2 separate regions of the Homo sapiens genome follow, and region 1 is linked to region 2. Evidence: chromatin loops called from intact Hi-C (ENCODE). Cell type or tissue: B cell. All regions are shown on one strand. Links, peaks and the distances in the headings refer to the core of each region. The heading gives the core; the rest is flanking DNA. Region 1 has its middle 72 kb from the start of LINC01709. Region 2 overlaps SLC30A7 (solute carrier family 30 member 7).

Region 1 (10,726 bases), core at 1,445-9,444, 650 kb after region 2:
ATCATTCTAGTCTTAGATTAAAATGTCATATCATCAGAGAGGGATTTTTAGGTCATCCTAGCTAAAGTAGCTTTTTTCTACAGCCTCAATTCATTCTCTAACCTACTACCCTTTAAATTTACTTTCTTCATAGCACTTATTATTAATATCATCTAAAATTAGCTTATTTATTCAATTCCTACATATTTATTGTCGTTTTTTTCTCTATTAGAGTGTAGTTTTCCTCAAAATTAGAATCTTGCTTTCCTTGTTAACATCTGTATCCTTCAATCCCTGAACAGAGTTTGGCACTGAGTGGGTTCTCAATATGGATGTATTCAAAGAATGAACGTACCTGAAGTAGTAAACTAATGGTGAATATGTCAAAATGTTGGATTTTGACCTTATTTAAAAATTATAATGACAATAACCCATAATATATATCCAAATCCTTAGATTCCTGAAATGTGTGAAAAATAAGGCATTGTAATGGATAAAATGGAAGAATTATGTATTTATCTAGTCACTGATTAGCTTTTGAATTAGCCAGCATAGGGGTACTGATTTGAAGTTCATTTATTCATTGCCCTGGCAATGCACTTTCACTAAATTAATTTTCCAAATGTCATGCCCCAAGTTAGACTGATTTGCAACATATGAAGTTAATTGTGTCCACAAATGGACAATACTCTCAGGCTTGCAGAGCTACAATGTATCAAGGAAATGTCAAATACAATTCAGTTTTATTTAGGAATGAAAATTTATATTTTCAAGTGAGAAATATTCAATTCATGGGATTACTATAGACTTATTCCTTAAGATTTAGCTTAAGAATTACCTTTCTTGGCAAGCATTCTTTAGTCTTCTAGGAAATGTGAGTCACGTCTTCCTCTTGGGTACCTAGTTCCTGAGTGCATTGACTACATTGAAATTTTGATTGGTAGTTGACAGGTTATTTCCCCATAAACCTTGATTTCTTTCAAACAGATCTCATGCTTTTCTCATTTTTCTTCTTGAAAAAAGACCTTGATTTTGGCATCTTTAGTTAATTTGTAAAATAGAGTAATCTCTCAGCAAATGTCTATGGTATTGAATAGAATAAATTGGTGCTGGATTGAATTACTAATTAATTGCTTTATGTGAATATCTAAGCTTATCCTTAGAGTATAAAACTTTGGAGGACAGGAACCAGGTATTATACCTGTCCTTTTTCCTTAGATTCCAGTATACTACACTTCACATGGTAGTAGTGTTCTCTCCTCTGCTGGATTTGGGCTTCCTTCAGACTCTTTACCACCACCAGAATTTAGGGGAATTAGTGTAATAGTTAACTTCTACCTAGGGTTATACATTAAATCTCTATCTAGTTTCCTGTTCTGGTGAGCAGGTTGGATAACATAAAATGCGAAGAACTTTTTAACGAGGGATTATAGGTTATGGCTTTGGGCATTTTACTTAATCTCTGTATGCCTCAACTGTTTTTTCATAGGTGACTAACTCACAGAGTTTTTATGAGGACCACATAAATTAGGATATGTAAAGTACATCAAATGTTCAAAAGTCTGGTTTATAGTAGATTTTCAACTGATGTTAGATATTATTACCCTTTCCTAAGACTTACATCAGAGCTCAGACTAAACTGTAAAACTTTTGTCTCCTATTTTTCAATTTATTTAGAGCACCAGATCTTGGGCTGCAAAGGCAGATTAAAGCAATAAATCCTAGGAGGATGTTTGAATTGGGAGAGTGTTTTCTTTAATTTTTGTCAGGTTTATTGAAACATCTTTTCACTCCTCCCACTGAAAGCTCTACATTTAATCCTGAGAAATGGGTAGGTGGTACATTTCAAGGTGAAATCTTTATATGTCCTTTCCTCTATTTTTATTTTATGTATCAGGGATGCAAGTCCATATGAGGGAAGGATAGCTGTAGCGAGAAGGTTAAAGCAGCACATGATCAATCCATAAAATTACTTGCTGAGGAAAATAAATTTTATTTGTATTGATGTTTTCCTTTGTAGAAAAAAGTCCAGTGGAATGAGCTGTCTCTTCAGGAATAAATCAGAAGAGAAAAGGTACAATTTATGAGGAAAGCAAGTCCTGGATTGAAAACCATGGCAAGCAGACTTCTCCACCTGGTGCAAGAAATATTATTGCTTACCTTGTGTGTATGTCTCCAAAATGAGTATGAACAAAACTGTTATGAAAGCCAAAGAAGGCAATTTTTGTGGCACAAAACTAGACTAGAAAAGACAGCAAAGATTTCAAGGAATCTGAAACTGTTTTCAAAAAAATCTATCCAAATGTGAGGGAGCACAGAAAAATCTTTTAAAGAGATTATTAGAGCTCATGAATTTATAGCTTTATAATTATTTTAGTCCTCACTGAGGAATTAGGCTATACAAGAGCACCTTTAAAGTTTTTTTATTGCTTTCTCCAATAAATTTTACAGAATTGAGTTTACGATCCATTGATTGGTCAGTTCTTGCTGGACTGAATCAATTGATTAAATGGAGAAAATAATATATAATTTTTCCCTCAGGAGAATGATAAGAATTATGATGTCAACTTGCACAAAAATGGTCTATAGCTTTTATCTGCCTACTTTTGTTAAACTATATTTAAAATTAATTTAAGCACTCTGTTAGATAAATAATCAGTTGTAAATACTAAAAGTTATTACACTATAAACCATTAAATAAAGAGTGCATTTTGATGAAACATCCCCAAATTTCACCAACCATGGTATCGATTGACAGTTGAGACTCCCTAGTCTTCATGATATCATATTGCTGTTAGCAGTGATGGCTATTTATATATTTACAAAGTCACTCTGATATTTGAGTAATGGGTAAGTCAGGCTTTACCTTGTAAATTAAGTCCTGCAAACTGACAGTTTTAAGAACTCTTATTGTGCTCACTACTCATTGCAGGTACCTGGAATGTCTGTTTTCTCTCCTCCTAAAATATTATGCTATTTTGCTATAATTTTTAATCTTCCTATTCTAACAATTTTGATACCTCAGTCCTTTCCAGAGATGGAAGAGATACCAGTCAATCACAAATAAAGAATGTATGTGAACCTGATGCTTATGGCAGTGATCGTTTTTATAGGCATGACAATTAGGTGGCTACCATTTAAGGTAGTGCGCCTAGAATATTTTACAGTATACTTTCCAGTCTTAATTATAAACTTTAGAAAATAATTTGAATAAAATGGAAAATGTCTAGAGTATTATGGAATTTCCTTCTCATCATATTTGAGAATCTGTTGGAAAAGCATGTAATTAGAACGAAACAAAAATACTTGCTGACACATTTTGCTAGGACTTCTGGCCAAAGCAATAAGGCAAGAAAAACAAATGAAACTGATTAGAAAGTGTATTAGTAATACAAAATTAGTAGCTAAAAACAAAATTTTATTAGCTTATAGTTCTGGAGGTTTGAAGTTCAAAATTAATCTCATTAGAGTAAAGCTAAGATGTCAGCAGAGCTGGTTTTTTTGGAGGTTTTGAGGGAAGAATCTTTGGCTTCTTCAGATTCTAAACATTCTCAGTATTCCTTAGCTCATGCCCTCTTTCTTGAATCACTACAGTCTCTTGCTTTTTTCATCTCATCTCCTACTATTGTAATCAAATCTCTTTCTGCTTCCCTCTTATAAAGATACTTGTGATTACTTTGGGTCCATCTGGATAATTCAGGATGCTCTTTTCTTCTCAAGATTTTTAACTAAACCATATCTGCAAAATCCCTTTCATTATGTAAGGTAACAAATTAACAGGTTCTAGGAATGTGCATTTTGGTATCTTTGAGAGGCTGTTATTCAGCCTACCAGAGAAAAGAATACACAAAATTAATTACAGAGATGATAGGCTTATCTACATAGAAACCCCCAAAATATCCACAGATAATATATTAGGATTAACAAGAGAGTTTAGGTGGCTATACATAAAATCCACTTCAATAATGCAATTGCATTTTTACATATCAAGATGAAATAGTTAAAATTGTAACAAAAAAGTAGAGAGAAGGGCAATGTAGATCATTAGAAATGATGCTGGGACAACTGGTTAACATATGAGAAAACTTTAATCCCTACCTTACTTTCTACCTGAAAATGAATTCTAAATTGATAAAAGGCATTAATGTGAAAGGCAAACTTAGAAAAATATTAGAATAAAAATAGGAGACTATTTTAAATATGATACAAATAGCAATAATCTTACAAGAAATGGTTGATAGCATTATTATATTAAAAGATCCTCTAACATAAAAAGAAACCAAAACAAAGGCGAAAAGGACAAACCAAAATCTCAGAGAAGATATTTTCAACACCTAAGACAAACTAAAGATTAGAATCTAAAAGAAATCTGCAAAGAAAATAAAGAACAATTCAATTGAAAACTGAACAAAGGATGTGCACAGTTATTTCATGGAAGAAATAAACATGATTAACGTTTGAAAAGAAGTTCAACCTCTTTATGCAAATTATGACTTCAACAGGGAACTATTTACAACCATTTAACTGACAAAACAAAATAAAGGAGTCTGACAATGCTGATCCTGGTAAAGGATGTGGAGTAAGGAGAACTCTCATACTTTACGAGTAATGGCATAAAGTGGAACCACAACTTTGGGAAACAATTTAGTATTTTCTTAAAAGTTGAAGATGAATACGACCTATGATCCAGCAATTCTACTGGGTATATGCCCTTGGGACACTCTTGCTTCTGCATTCTAAGGGATATAAGCAAGAATGCTTGTAGCAATAATATTAATCAATTATAACAGCAGAAATGGAAATAATAATTAAATACACTGTGGTATAATCCACCATGAAATACTATTTAACAGTGAGAAAGAATACATGACACTTATCTGGAAAATGGATGAAGCTTAGAAACATATTGTTGAAAGAAAAAACAAACCTTAAAAATATATACAGAATGATGTAATTTTAATAAACTCCTGAGCAAAAAATCTAAAATATATATTGTTAAGCATACATATGTGTGATGAAAGCTATCTTATAAAAAGCAATAAAATGATAAACACAGTGTACACAGTAGTGACTCAATATGGGTGGAAACAGGTAATTGGGTTTGGGAAGGAGCCAACAGACAGTTTAAAGCATACAGTGTATTCTAGTTCTCAAGGTGGTACTGTGTATATATAGACACACACACAAAAGACTACATGACACACACACACATATACATGATACATACATATGATACATACATAGACACACATATATACATGATACATGACAGACACACATACACATATATTTATTCATAAAGAAAGAAAAGCAAGCAGTATAGCAGTGTCAGTTTGTCTATTACATATGCTGTAATTGGTCTGGCCCTACTACTAGACATAAGGGCACGGGCATATTCAGTTCTCTGGCCCACCTCTGACACACAGGGCAATAAATAGTTACAGCATATCAAATTTAAAAATAAATAAATGTGTCAATTATCTGAAGATAGCACATTGGGGTGCTCTCTCTGGCAATTTTAATCCATTGATTTGCAAATGGAAGTTTAAAGGCAGTTATGCACAAAATATCAAATTTTTAATTCTCGAGTTTGTATTTTGTTTCATCTTTCTTTCCAAGGAATAAAACTGCTATGCTTGTTCTTCTGTATCCCAGAGAAATAATTTGATGGCAGGAGTTCCTATGGCTCCAGAAAATCAAAATAATTCTTTCCCTTCAATAAGTACCTCTTTGGCTTTGATACAAGACTCTTGATTTTTTTTTTTTAAAACAGAGTAGGGCTTGCCACCTCCCCCTAGTGGCCAGGACGTGCCAGTGGCACCACTGGGTTCACTAATGTTCGATATGGCACAATTAACCTAAGTGGTACCAGGTTGGAGGAACAATTTTAGAGGCAGCTTTACATCCCAGCTTGATTTTTGACATTTTTTTTTCAGATTGATTTGAATATATTTGAATATTTTCTTTTTGGTCTAGTGTACAATTTTCTTTCCTTCAGGGTGGGTCCAGTCCATACATTCTTTATCTAGGCTCTCTCGCAGAGGAGAGGCTATAGTAGACAACATCAGGGAAAATGTGATGCCAGTTAGTTACACCATATTATTTCTTACTAGTTAATGACTTAAAAGTTTATAGCTAATTATACATGCAAGGCTTCTTTATTTTCATAATATCAAACTTTAAGCACGTGGGGAAGAGGTTGGGATGGTAGAGGGCCTATCCCAACATACTGTCAAAGTTATAGTTTATTCTGTTTATACCACACATATATTTATATAGCCATGTGAGATTGATATTAGTGGTATTTTTATTTCAGATGAGTAAACTGAGGCCCAGAGAAGTGAATAATTTGGCTTAGGTCAACTGGCCAATTTGTTGCAGAGTTAGAATTAAAATCCAGCTCTTCTGACTCTTAATCCAATGCCCTTATTACTACCACGCATCACTTATGTATAAGATAAGTTCTAGGGCTGATGATGGGTCTCTTGTGCTTAGCAGGATCATGATGTGGGGGAAGATCCAGGATGCCTAACTTTGTTTAATGACCAATTGGCTCCTTTTTTAGTATTTTATTTCCGATCTAATAAAATATTTTTCACAATGGAAACTGTCTTTTGAGTGTGAGCTTTATATTTATATTTTATATTTATATTTATAGAATAGAAAGTGTGAGCTTTATATTTATATTTATAGAATCCCCTTTCTTCCATTCTCAGTGAGAGCTCTATCAAGCCAGAGCATCGTTTCTATTTTTTCTTAGGTCAAAATACATGAGGCCTTTCTAGACCCCAGAGTAGAGATCCTGGACTGTTTTAATTATGGTAGGCACAGCATGATAGATTATTAGAATATACCTCAACATTTATTTTGCTCTTAGATTTTTTGGACAGTTGTATATCCTGGGAGAAGATTTAAATGGAAAAATAGCAGCATTTTTTAAGGTCTTTGTTCCCCATTTCGGAGGTTTTTATATCCATTTAATCTTACCAATATGCCACACTCAATCTGCTTTTCTTAGTTAGCTTGGCCACCCACACACCTCTGTCTGGTGTCTGGGTCAGAGTTTTCAATTCCTATATGTGTTCATACTTCAGGGGGAAAAATGCCCTTTTTAATCCAGGATAAACTACAACCTTATTTCCCTTGGCTTATCTTATTAATATTTGATGACATTTACTTTCAAAGCAACTTTGCACAGTTACCCTGGAGTGTTTGCACAAAGGAGGCTTTCTAATGCAAATCTGACTGAATTTAAAATTTTAAAAAATTTGGCTCAGATGAGATTGCCCTCAATGTAATAGCCAGCAAAGCAGTTATTAATTTATTTACTCATTGATTTCTTAATATATACTGTAATGTATTTAAAAAATTTGTTACAGACATTATGATGAGTATTAGTTTATGGTTTAGTGGATAAGATATTGCATAAAAAAGAAGCACAGCTTCAAAATCTAAAAAAAAGATTTTGCTCTTGATAGAAGTTCATTGTAAGAAGGAAGGAGAGTACACACCAGCCAGGCACTGGGGAAACTACCTGCTCTTTCTTAAACACATGAAAATTAAAGATTTTCTTTTACACTTGAGTACGAAAGACCCTCTTCAAGATTTGTTTTGTGATTTGCAGTAAAGGAGGTGCCTATGCACTTAAGTCAAGGAGATGAGATCTGGTGAGTGGTCAATTGCAAGGGGAAAGTGGATACTATTATTTTTTGGTGAGTTTTAGTTTATTTGAAAGGAATACCATTGAAATTTTGAATTTGAAATACAGTATTTGAAACAGCATACTGGCCACAATTATCATCTAGTAAAACATTAAGGATCTTTTAAAGAGTTTATTGAATTTGTTCAGGAGAATGAAGAATTCAAGATCTAAAAAGGGATTTCAGTATTTGTCCAGAGGAGTAAATTATTAAGTTTCCTTTTGTTAGGTGAAATTTTAAGTTTTGGAATATGAGACATAAAGTTCTATTAATGATGGAGGGACTGATTTCCCTGTCGATATGGCCCAGCAAATGCAATGTTAACAGGAGAGTAAAGAGCAGTTCAGTGAAAGAGGTGACAATGAAATACTCTGGAAAGAATGAGGAGGCATCAGAGGCTTTCAGAGGAGATGTAGCTGAATTGTACCGGTAGAATGAGTAAACTATGAAAAGGGGAAGATGATGGAACTATTTCTCCAAGAGGAATTGATTTGCACACTGAAAATGTTTGTTGAGCCATTATTGTGAGAAAGAAAAATGTGTTAAATGATGGGGAAGATATAAAAAGCATAAGTAAGTTTACTATTTAATAAGATATAAAGACATACACAAAAATGAGAGGTAATAACTAAAGATAGTAATAGTGATAGAGAAGTTCTAAAGGCAGTTGTAAGGTGGTTTATGTATAAGGTTGTATAAGATTGTCAACTTTAAGAATGAAAACTCTCAAACGCCTGTCATCATCTTCTCCCTAATAATATACCTCTTTTAAAGTCATTATTTCCCCTGCAATGGAAAGTAGATCATGTCATAAATTATAGTCTTAATCATATTAATTGGCTTAGTCATTTCTTCTTTATGACACTACATGTCCTGAAAATGAGAGTAAATTTAACAAATTAGTTTAACTTGGAGATTTGATAAGAACACCATGTTAGCTAGAGTCAATAAAACCATCCTGGCAAATTCTTAAAGTTCATTATCAGCAGCAGTTACGGGATTTGTTGATTTCCTCTTCTTCCTTTGCCTGCCTCATAGAAATCCTACAGCCTCTACTTCCAAATATAGTTTCTGAAGTATTCCACTGCTCTCCATTTTAACCTCTTAGTCCAAGCTACCTTTGTCTCTCCCCTGGGGTTTTACAATAGCTTCCTACTGATGTCCCAAATTCTAACCTTCAGCCCTACAGACTAGTCTCCCACCAGAGCCAGAGGGACCTTTGTGAATGGAAAAATCAGATCATGTCATTCCCTGCCTGAAACTCCTCAATACTTTCCAAACTTACCAGCATCACAGAGCTTCTCTGATCTCATGGTCTACCACACTTCTTGTTGCCCACATTCCAGCCACATTAGGTATCCATCTGCTTTTCATGCATTTCAAACACACTGCATCTTTAGAGCATTTGCAGATCCAGCTGCCTCTGCTTAGAGTATGTAAAATAAAATAACATTTCAAGACCTTCTAAATTTATCATGCCAAGGAAAAAGTTAAATCCTGGAGACTGAGTCATGTAACAGGTTTGCAATTCTGCATCTTTTTTTTTTTTTTTTTAGACGGAGTTTCGCTCTTGCTGCCCAGGCTGGAGTGCAACAACGCGATCTCAGCTCACCGCAACCTCCGCCTCCCGGGTTCAAGAGATTCTCCTGCCTCAGCCTCCCAAGTAGCTGGGATTACAGGCACGAGCCACCATGCCAGGCTAATTTTGTATTTTTAGTAGAGATGGGGTTTCTCCATGTTGGTCAGGCTGGTCTCAAACTCCTGACCTCAGGTGATCTGCCCTCCTTGGCCTCCCAATTGCTGGGATTACAGGCGTGAACCACCGCGCCTGGCTGCAATTTTGCATCTTAGATTATAGATGAGCTTTCTCCCTCATTGTTCCTGTTCTGGAAATGAGAAGGAGAGACCAGTGACTAGACCGCTCTAGCTTTAGTCATTGACCTTTGTTGTAGATTAACTGCCTCCTGTCTCCTGTATTGTCCTATACTTAACTCAGATCAGATGGCAACCAAGACCCTGTTACTGTTACATCTTCAGTGTGGAATGTTAAATATACCTTTCCAAAAAGAAAAATACCACCTAGACTAATCATATCACTGTAAGTACGCATTTGGCCTTACATAAATGTTGAAATTCTCTTCACCTCTCCTAAACTTTGTTTATATACATGATCCCAAACTTCTACACTTCAAGACACTGACTTTTACTTTTTGGAATCCATGATTCCCAGGTAGCTTGTCCTCAGACTTTGTGTTTGAATCAACTCTCTTTAAGCTAGATTCTGATCCTTTTGATTATTTTAGGTTGACAAATGCTTGTCTCCCAGGTTTTCATATACCTGGTGATTTTCATTCAAGTCTCAATTAAAACATCATCTCCCCAGAGTGGCTTTCTTTAACCTGGTCATTCTTTAATATAGTACCTTTTAAATTTTATGCATATTTTTTATTTCTATTTGAAATTATCTCACTTATTTACTTTATAATCTCTGTCTCTCTCTAGAATATCAGGGTCATAATGTCAGGATCCATTCTACTTCTTCAAGGTTTTATCTCTAGTACCTAGAACAATACTTCTATAATGGTAAGTACACCACATATATTTATTGAATGGATGTCGAATTGTAATTGAGATGCTCTCTTCTCATTCATCTTCCACATTTTGAGGCAGAGATGATGGTTGTGGCTTGGGTAGGGGCCAAGGGAAGACTTCCTCTTTGCCCTCTCAATGGTCACTAAAAAAATCAACTGACAAAAGGCAGATTAATAAGAGAAAAGGCATACAAATTTACTAATGTGTACATGAGGGAGAACAACAGAGTGATTACCCCAACACCCCAATGAGGTTCAGAATCTTGGATACCATCTTTAGGTTACAGAAAGAATGAGGACTCCAAGCATGGTCAAATGGGTTATGCTGCTAAATTGGGTTGCGGTGGCAAAGCAGGTTATAGGCGAGAAGAGGAGGCTTGTAAGCAAAAGTGGGTAGCAGTCCCCCAGAAAGAATAGATAAATGTTTCTTTCAGACATTTAAAAGTGTCAGACTCT
Region 2 (10,726 bases), core at 1,314-9,313:
CTGGCTTATTTCACTTAGCATAATGTCCTTCAGGATCATTCATGTGTCAAAATTAGAAGGATTTCTTTCTTTCTTTAAGGCTGAATGATATTCCGTTGTATGTATATACCACATTGCTTTATCCATTCATCTGTTGATGGACATTTAGCTTGCTTCCATGTCTTGGCTATTGTGAATAATGCTGTAGTGAATACGGAAGTGCAGATATCTCTTTGAGCTCTTGATTTCAATTCTCATGGATATATACCCAGTTTGCTGATCATACGGTAGTTCCATTATTGTTTTTTTGAGGACCCTCCATACTGTTTTCCATAGTGTCTGCACCAGTTTACATTGCCACCAGTAGTATACAAGGGTTTCCTTTTCTCTACAGCTTTCCCAACACTTACTGTCTTTTGCTTTTTTGGTAATAGACATCCTAACAGGTATGATATGATATCTTATTGTGATTCTGATTTGCATTTCCCTGATGATTAGTGATGTTGAGCATCTTTTAATGTACCTGTTGGCTATTTGTATGTCTTCTTTGGAGAAATGTCTATTTTATTCCTTCGGCCATTTATTACTTTTTTATTTTTTTAATAAATTTTTTTATTTTTAATTTTTGTGGGTACATAGTAGCTGTATATTCTTATTATTTATTTATTTATTTATTTTTGAGATGGAGTCTCGCTCTGTCACCCAGGCTGGAGTTCAGTGGTGCGATATCGGCTCACTGCAACCTCTGCCTCCCGGGTTCAAGTGAATCTCCTGCCTCAGCCTCCCGAGTAGCTGGATTACAGGCGTGTGCCACCACACCCAGCTAACTTTTTGTATTTTTAGTAGAGACGAGGTTTCACCGTGTTAGCCAGGATGGTCTCAATCTCCTGACATCGTGATCCACCTGCCTTGGCCTCCCGAACTGCTGAGATTACAGGTGTGAGCCACTGTGCCCAACCAGTAGGTGTATATTGTTATGGGGTACATGAGATGTTTTGATACAGGCATGCAGTGTGAAATAATCACATCATGGAGATGAGGTATCCTTCTCCTCAGGCATTTATCCTTTGTATTACAAACAATCCAGTTACACTCTTTTAGTTATTTTGAAAGGTACAATTAATATTGACTGTAGTCACCCTGTTGTGCTATCAAATAGTAAATCTTATTCATTCATTCTTTTTTTTTTTTTTTTTTTTTTGTACCCATTAACCATCCTCACTCCTGCAGCACCACACTACCCTTCCCAGCCTCTGGTAACCATCCTTCTACTCTCTGCTTCCATGAGTTTAATTGTTTTGAATTTTTGTACTCCACAAATAAGTGAGAACATGCAATGTTTGTCGTTCTGTAACTCTTTGACCATTTTAAAATCAGGTTATTTATTTACCTTTGCTGTTGATTGTGAGTTCTGTATATATTTTATCAGATACATAGTTTGCAAATATTTTCTGTCATTCTGTAAGTTGCCTTTTCATTTTGTTATTTGGTTCCTTTGCCTTGCAGAAGCTTTTTAATTTGATGTAATCCTTCTTGTCTATTTTTGCCTGTTGCCTGTGTCAGTCTCTAAAATATCCTGTATTTTTATAACAGTTACACTGGTATGCTTTAAAACCTTGCTTTTCCAACTTTTTTGCTCACATGCATCCCAAAATAATGTTGAAAAACTGCATATCTCTTACACTTTTGGCTATCAGCTGGATTTTTCAGGGTAGCTACTTCTTCATTCCCATACAGCAGTACAATATCTAGATAGGAAATATTATATGGTGTTATGCTTTTATATTTCTTTGTTACATTATTGCAGAACATTGTTATAATGCTCTATCAAAGCTGTACTGATAAGGGTACCTTGACCTTTTTGGTGCTGTGGGCCATGAACAAATGATGATAGTAGGTACATTGTTAGTTGTGATCAGAAAGCTTGTCAGTCTTCCTGATGATCTGTTTAAACAAATATTGCTCATCTTTTGCCTTGTTTTCCTATATTTTCTGTTTTAATGTTAAAGCTGAATAGTAATTTTCAAGATGTTTAGAGATAGAAATTATAGCATTTTGTCATCATAAAAGCAAAATGAAAAAAATTATTTTTATCTCTTCTGTATCAAGAGTTTGCCACATTAATCTAGAAGCTGTTGAAAACTACTGTTTACCATAGTCAAGTTATCTTTCTATCCTGGCTTCATTTCTTGGACCTCATAACTTCAAGCAGTACATTTGGGTTTCTCTGAATTTTCCAATTGTAAGAGTATTAAAAGATATTTTATGAATACTGGAAGATTTTCACAATGTCTTTAATTTCCTGTGCTTTTAATCTTTTTAATACAATAATTTCTGAAATACTCCATACTTTTGATGAATTTTAAAACTACTGCCACTAAATTTACCTCCACTCAATTATTTTATTAAATTTAAAAAATAAATTTGTAAGTTTGATATGGCTATATAGCCATGCATTCTTGATGATGCATTTGAATGAAAAGGACTCTGAATTGTAAAAACTTGAATGAGGAATTGAAAACATGTTTTAAAATAACTTAATTCTCTACAGATGGCCCGTCCTTAAAAGAAACAACAGGACCCAGCAGACAGATTTTACAAGGTATGACAAGCAATTTTTATGTTTCTTAGTTTTTTGAAACTGCTTTTATAGTTTTGAAGTTTTAGTTGTCTGAAGTTTTCCTTTAAGAAAAATATAAAACATAGTGTTTGTGTTTAGTGTTAGCCTTTCTAGTGATTGTTTTTTATATACTATTAGATATATTAGCAGACATTCTTTTAATTGTCACTTGACTGTTTTCTCTGATTTGATAATAAAAGCAAAATATAGAGCTGGGTGCACTTGGCATGTCCCCACAATCCCAGCTACTCAGGAGAATTGCTTGCTTGCGCCCAAGAGTTTGAGACCACCCTGGGGAACATATGAGACTCGTATCTCAAAAAGATTCGGAAACTATTCTGCTTGAATATAAGTAATACCCATGCCTGTGACTATAAACATTGTATAGATGCTTCTTGATTTACTGTGGGGTTGTGTCCTAATAAACCCGTGGTAAATTGAAGATACTGTAGGTTGAAAATGCATTTAATACACCTAACCTACCGAACATCATAGTTTTGCCTTGCCTACCTTAAATGTGCTCAGAACACTTGCATTAGCCTACAGTTGGGCAAAATCATCTAACACAAAGCCTATTTTATAATAAAGTGTTGAATATCTCATGTAATTTATTTAATACAGTCCACTGTAGAGTACAGTATCAGTTGTTTACCCTTGTGATTGCTTGGCTGACTGGGAGCTGCCGCCTGCTGTTGCTGCCCAGCATCATGAGAGATGATCATAGCACATTATTGCCAGCCCAGGAAAAGATCAAAATTCAAAATTTGAAGTATAGTTTCTACTGAATGCATACTGCTTTCACACCATCATGAAGCCAAAGTCATAAGTTGATCATTTTAAGTCGAGGACTGTCTGTAGGAGTATGTTTGCTTTTACAGGATTATTATGTAGTTTTTCCAAGAATAATATTTAATATGTTTTTATGTTGTGGGAAAATTTAGAGCTAAAGATTTAATGCAAAGTGAGAACTCCATAATATTTGTAGGCCATCAATAGCTAATACATGTGTAAAATTGTATATTACAAAGTTTTACATGCCAGAGAAAATCCTGTCTATGAATTATAGTAATTTTTTTTTGTTTTGTTTTGTTTTTGTGGGTGGGGCGGTAGGTTATTAATCAATCTCTGGCTCTGAGTTTCCATTTAGACTTTATTGTCAGGGTTTCCTAATTCCCAGCTATCTACTTGCCTTTATTAACTTTTGACTTCAGTCTGACTTTCTGAATGGCTTCTGATCCAATCTCAACTGCACCTATTTGTCTTCACTATTTCTTTATATAACTCTCGTTTTTTATTTTTTCACTGTGAATATATTCCTTCATACTGAGAAATTTATTTTCAGAAGGCTTAAATGTGTCTTCCAATCACAGGTTTTCCATTTACAAAAGATATGGAATTGTTTTAGAATAACATTTGCTGAAATAACATATAATCATGCATATATGATGCATCTATATCAAGTACTATAAATTAGCCTTGATAATAAGAATTTAATTTTGAAAGTCATCACAAGTTGGAGGAAAGGAAGTTAGATTTGCCTTTCTAATTCTCTTTTATATAAGTTATTGTGAAAATAAATTTATATTTTCTGAATATTTATCAATTTATGGTGGCTGAAGAGCCCAGTAAATAGCTGAAGAACAGAGAAAACTACCTGGCATTAAAAACTTCTTGTAAAATGACCAGGTAGATAGATACTCATACATGAAAAACTTGAATTAATTATGTTTTTCAATTATATGCTACATCTTGACTCCTGGCTTACTAAGGTTTTGGGGGGTTAGGTTATCAGTATCCTACCACATCTTCTAAGGCTTTTAACTTTGTATAAGTTAAACATCCTAGTTTATGTTTCTTTCTTAGTGATTTTTTTCTTAAACAGTTTATGTAGTAAGAAGGCTTTAGGTAGTTTTAATGACACTTACTAATAAAACCAGTTTTCAGGTTAGCAAATAAATGGTAGCCAGGGACTTTCCAGTCTAAGGAAAATCAAGAACAAATCATTATTTTCTTACAAATCATTATTTTCTTTTTCTTTTCATGTTTAGAGTTATTTTCATTTTTTATTCTACCAAAACACTGATTAAAGAATATAAAGGCTTAAAAGCATGTATCATATATAAGAGTTTGTAGTTAGGGACCTTCAATCTGCTTTGATGTGTATTTTTTTTCCAGTTGTAGTTTTAAAAGTTAAAGTGGCCCCAACATTATTAACCTATTTAATTCACTGCTATTTGAAATACGTGATAGGAACCGAATATTTATTCTATAAGTATGTCTGACAAAATTTATTTCTTTTGGAAATATTTTTAAGAAAGTTGTTCTTAAAGGACTGTTCTTTTTGAAGAACAGTTATAATAATAGAGTTAAACTGTATATAAACGAAAAGTTATATGTAGGTAGTGAGGGATGATTTATATTTAATATAATATTTGATATAAATTTCCATCAGTGGCAGATAAAATGAAGTATAATTTTCCAGAACACAAGATTTGATTTGACTCATTAGCAGTCAATTTTTAAGTTATTAGAACATTTCTTGAGTTTGTTTGTATTTATATACCTAAAAATAATTACAGTTCACCCTTTATTGTGCAGTGAATACTAAAAAAGAAAAATCAAGTATTTCTCAACTACATACATGCTTTTTATGCATTAACTATTTCTTTTCAGATAGGGCAGATGATGGTATTGAATAATGTTCTATTTTTAGCAAGACATGATTGAAGTTTAAAAGAATGTTTGTGGTATAGAAATTTTGTATTAAAGATCTAAACGTTGAATAATTTGTCTCAGTTGAGTTTTTTCAGAAAGTATTGTACATAAATCTTACTTCTTGACATTTTAAATGGTTTTCTGGGCAACTTTGACTTACTAAATGTTATTATGTCTAAGTTTTTAGAATATCAGTATAACATCAGTATCCTACCAATTTAATATTTAATTATTAAAAGTTCAACATGTATTTTATATTTATTTAAAAATATTCAAATCAGTGCCTGCTTTCACGTCACCTCTGAGTGTAGTATGTAACCAGTTTAGATAGAGCTTTTAGGATAATTAATAAGTGTAACAGGATAAGTGAAATTATGGTTTATGGGAAATTGTAGTCCCAAATGGTAATAATTGTAATCACCAGCAGAGGGCTCTGTATGTACGTATATCTATAGTTAAAAATGTTTTCTTGACCAGTTCTTTTAGCCTAATGCAATTTCCATCCCATAACAAATTACTGACTTTTGGACTCCTGTTAGCCAGAGGTGAATGTTCACAAACAATTTTTAAAATCAACTTGCTTCTCTACTTCATTTATATCATTAAGAAAAGGTATAAATTACCAGTCAGATATTTCAACCCCTGTTGATTTGAAACAGAAAAAGTGATTTTAATTCATAAATGTACTATTACATGGTTACTAAATGGTGAATATACATGCTTACTTATTTTTGAAGTTGATATCTAGTTTTTTATATATAAAATTAAGAGTATAGCTCTAGGATATATTCGTATTTTAAATTAACCAAAAGACTGTTTTGATTTTTATTATGGTTTATTTCTAGGTGTATTTTTACATATCCTAGCAGATACACTTGGAAGTATTGGTGTAATTGCTTCTGCCATCATGATGCAAAATTTTGGTCTGATGATAGCAGATCCTATCTGTTCAATTCTTATAGCCATTCTTATAGTTGTAAGGTAAGTGTTATTGTTACTTTCAAGTATTAAAGTGAGACTGAGAGAGAAATATGTTACTTAAATTATAGGTCTAAAATACAAATAATTATGTTGGTTTTCCTTTGCTTGCTTTTTTTTTTTTTTTTTTTTTGAGACAGAGTCTCGCTCTGTCACCCAGGCTGGAGTGCTGTGGCACTGTCTCGGCTCATAGCCATCTCTGCCTCCTGGGTTGAAGCAATTCTCCTGCGTCAGCCTCTCAAGTAGCTGGGATTACAGACAACTGCAACCAGCTGTACGTTAGTGCCCAGCTAATTTTTGTATTTTTAATAGAGATGGGGTTTTACCATGTTGGCCAGGCTGGTCTCAAACTCTTGACCTCAGGTGATCCACCTGCCTCAGCCTCTGAAAGCGCTGGGATTACAGGCATGAGCCACCGCACCCGGCCAGATACCCTTTTCATTTTTATATGTTTTCTGTGTTTGCCATGTATTTGTTACCTAGAGTTTGATGTTTCTTTTTGATATTTGGCAGTTAAATTTTTGGTCATAATTCAAATCAATAGTAATTTTCTTGAATGCAACATTACATCTATAGAGTAAAATAATGGAAATATAAAATATATTCACTATAGTTAGTGTATTAATCCTTTGACATCTGCATCTTACATTATTAAATGCAAAGGAATATCAAAGACTCCTCTGCTAGAACCATTTTTATTCATAAAGTCACATTATCATTGTAGAAGTCTTGTAAAAATGCTACCTGAAATGAATTATGTCCGTCTTCCCATCTGGCTTACAAAATTCTTGAGGAAGCATCTGCCTCGTAGCTCTTTATCTTTCTATTTCCTACTACAGGGACAATGTATATGGAAAGATAAATGTGTGTAGGTGTATAAATTCTCAATAAATATTTGCTGAATTAGATTGTACAGTTGTTATCTTTTAAGTTTAACTCATCCTGAGATACATTTTATTATTGGTCTAATTTTTATCATAATGATAAGACATTATGTTCCATTTTAAAGTTATTTAAAAATTTACATATACACTGTATATGTCTTGACTGGACTGTTTTTATTTTTTCATTGTGATTTTACTGTCAGGAACTTTTTTGTAATGATAACTAAGATCTGCTAGAGGCCAGACTCAAGATTTTTATAGCTTGTAGTTTGTTAGAATAGATTTTTTTTTTTTTTTTTTTTTTTTTTTTTTTGAGACGGAGTCTCGCTGTCGCCCAGGCTGGAGTGCAGTGGCGCAATCTCGGCTCACTGCAGGCTCCGCCCCCTGGGGTTCACGCCATTCTCCTGCCTCAGCCTCCCGAGTAGCTGGGACTACAGGCGCCCGCCACCTCGCCCGGCTAATTTTTTGTATTTTTAGTAGAGACGGGGTTTCACCGTGTTAGCCAGGATGGTCTCGATCTCCTGACCTCGTGATCCGCCCGCCTCGGCCTCCCAAAGTGCTGGGATTACAGGCGTGAGCCACCGCGCCCAGCCTAGAATAGATTTAATAAAGTATGATGAAATCATAATGTAAGATGAGTCATAAATGGAGATTTTTTTTTAAAGTTTCTGCCTAAAAAAATAGGATATACATTTTAAACATACAGATTATTTTTTAATTTTTTCAAATTATTTGAACAGGGAAATAACTCTGCTATATAAAAGTCTGTTATAAGCTCAGCACAGTGCTTTACAACTATAATTCCAGCATTTTGGGAGGCTGAGACAGGAGGATTGTTTGAGGCCAGGAGTATAAGACCAGCCTGGGCAACATGGTGAAACCATGTTTCTACAAAAAATTTAAAAATTAGCTGGGCATGGTGGTTGTGTACCTATAGTTGCAGCTACTTGGGATGCTGAGGCCGGAGGATCTCTTGAACCCAGGAGTTTGAGGCTGCAGATAGCTATGATGGTGCCACTGCATTCCAGCCTGGGTGACAGAGTGAGATCCTGTCTCTATATAAAAAGGAAAATAAAAGGATTTCGTAAAGTTTGAAATGCCTTTTCTTCTTCTTTGGAAATCTTACTGTACCTTGTTGAAATTTCAGCTTAGATGTCCCATATTCTGTGAAATCTGACTTTTGGTAATTTATTCACTGTTACAACTATACCTGTTTATTTGTGCTTTTAGTGTTCACTTAACTGCTTCTAATTCTTCTTAGACTAGGATCTTAATATTCACTTTTGTCTCCACTCTTACTATTCTAATTCTGGCTATAATTATGTCTTACCTGGAAAACTGTAACAATCTCCAGGTTGACCTTTCTGTCTCCCTCTAAACACATCACATTGGCTAAAATTATCTTTTGTTAATAAGGATTATATTACATATAAAAGTATTTAAATATTTTAATGACTCTTACCCTTAGGATAGGGTCTGAACTCCTTAGCAGGCTTCATGATATATTAACCTTGTTGACCTCTTTGGTCTCTCTCAGTACTTCTCAATTCATACTTTGCTCTTCAGCCACAGTAAGTTAGTTTTAGTTCCCTGAGTATGTTATCAGCTCTCTGGATTCTGGGCTTTGCTCATATTTCCTCTATTCAAAATACTCTTATACTTCATGTCTTTCTTGCCACACCCCCCACCCCTTCCCACCAGCATATGTGTATGTATCACAATTACTCATCCTTCAGATCAGATTCAGTTTAAATGGCATTTCTTTGGGAAGCATTTCCTGATTCTCTACCTCCCAGGCTGGGTTGATTGCATGTATAGCACCTTCTACTGTAGTACCCTTTTCATGGCATTTACTTACCATAGCCTATTTGTTATTGCCCTCAAGCTCCATTAGGGCAAATTGTTTTTTCATTGTTTTAAAGTCAGCACCTAAATCTCCCTGGCCAAAAAAAAAAAAGAAAAAAAAAATTGGTACACTTTGAATTTGAATCAAAATAAATTTGTGGGTTTTTTTTTTCAACCTCAGAGAATTACTTTAATTCCAAATTGGGAATTCTTACTTAGTTCTGTTCTCATTCATTTATTCCTCTAGTATAAATAAGTAAACATACACAGACACACAAAGAAAACTTGTTTTACTGAATATAACACACATGAAGAAAACTGCACAAATCATCTTCACCAAATATTTATTAAGCAGGCCCTCTCACCTACTTAATCGTAGATAAGATCTTCACTGTCTTGATCCTATAATAGGAGAGTGAGACAATAAACAAATTAATAAATTAGACGGCTCAAATGCCAAATAGTTATTTGTATTGTGTGGATTTAAGATAGGATTATATGATAGTGACTGAGTTGCCACTTTAAATTGAGTAGATCTGGAAGACTTCTGAAGAAGAGGCCTTTAACCTGAGATCTTATTGTCGTAAGAAAAGCTTGTCAGAGGAAGAACATTCTAGTCTAGGTATCAGTTGGTAGAAAAGCCTTGTGGTAAAAGCAGCTTTGATACTGAAAGGAGGCCAGCATGGCTGAAGCATAGGGAGTAAGAGGAGAGTGGTTTGAGATAAAGTTGGAGAAATAGGCTGGGGAAGACTACCTAGGGTTAGGAGTTTGGATTTTATTCCAAGTGCAATGGGACACAATAAGGATATTTGTTTTAAAAAATGATTTTGGCTGCTGTGTGGATAATAGATTATAAGGGGGCACAAGTGAGAACAGGCAGACCAGCTAGAAGGCTATTATTTAAAGTGGACCAGGTGAGAGGCCATGGTGGCTTGGTCTTAGGTACTAACCTTAGAAATGGAGAGACACAGAAAAGTTAGAAAATGCTTTGGGGTACAGCTAACAAGATTTGCTTGAGAATATAAATGTGTGGGTCAGGGTTGAGTGAAAGAGGGGAATTAAGGATAGTTTCTAGAGTTTTTAATCTGGGCAACTGAGTGAATGAGGTGTCATTACTAAAAGAGAGGGGACTGGGAGAAAGGTAATGTTTTTATTTTTAAAGAGGACTGTAGATAAAAAATTCTGTTTTGGATATAAGTTTGAGATCTCTCAGACATTGATATGGAGAGTTCAAATAGACAAAGAGTGTACAAATAGGCATTCTTGGGAGCAATCAACTGAACAGAAAGGGTTGAAAATAGTCCACACCTGGATTTAAAGTCATGGAGTGGTTGGTATTCATCTGGCATTGGAATTCATCTAGCATGAATGCCACAATTCCCACCCCTTCTGTTTTCCTGGAAGATATCCCTCAGTATGGTACTCCTGCCTGCTAAAACTGATTTAGCGTCAGGGGCCCTTTCAATATAGTGCTTCAAGCAACCACAACCAGTCAACTACAGTAGGCTTCCAAGGTAAAACTTATTTGTCATCCTTGTCTAGGTCCTACTGACCTACTTATAAACTTCTCTGTAACTTACATAGATACATAGTTTCAGGTCATATGATTGGATTTCTTTTTGTTATTGTTAAGCTTTGATATTTTTATTATTTGCTCTTGTTTTTCTGATAACCAAAGTAATACTTTGCATTGCTATAAAGATAT

What was found. Hi-C counts contacts between places; a loop is a spot of excess contacts. Peaks named below come from ENCODE experiments on the same cell type or tissue, not always from the same donor. Only the 100,000 strongest peaks of a DNase experiment are listed, where the experiment ranks them.
Region 1: a loop joins it to region 2, with 11 times the contacts of the local background. A loop is called at or near these places in 3 of 110 quality-filtered maps.

The regions. Positions count from the first base shown.
Region 1 is chr1:101,561,999-101,572,724 of GRCh38, forward strand. No RefSeq gene overlaps it. Among named protein-coding and RNA genes, the nearest start is that of LINC01709, 72 kb to the right of the region's middle. RefSeq lists an enhancer at 5,686-5,735. In B cell, for the core only: a CTCF peak has its summit at 5,773 (motif pointing left); a DNase peak (open chromatin) is centred at 5,783.
Region 2 is chr1:100,915,547-100,926,272 of GRCh38, forward strand. It overlaps SLC30A7 (solute carrier family 30 member 7), which reads left to right. Exons shown (of 11, transcript NM_133496.5): 7 at 2,531-2,581; 8 at 6,160-6,295. Among named protein-coding and RNA genes, the nearest start is that of SLC30A7, 25 kb to the left of the region's middle. In B cell, for the core only: CTCF peaks have their summits at 5,738 (motif pointing right) and 5,939; a DNase peak (open chromatin) is centred at 5,755; H3K27ac peaks cover 973 bases.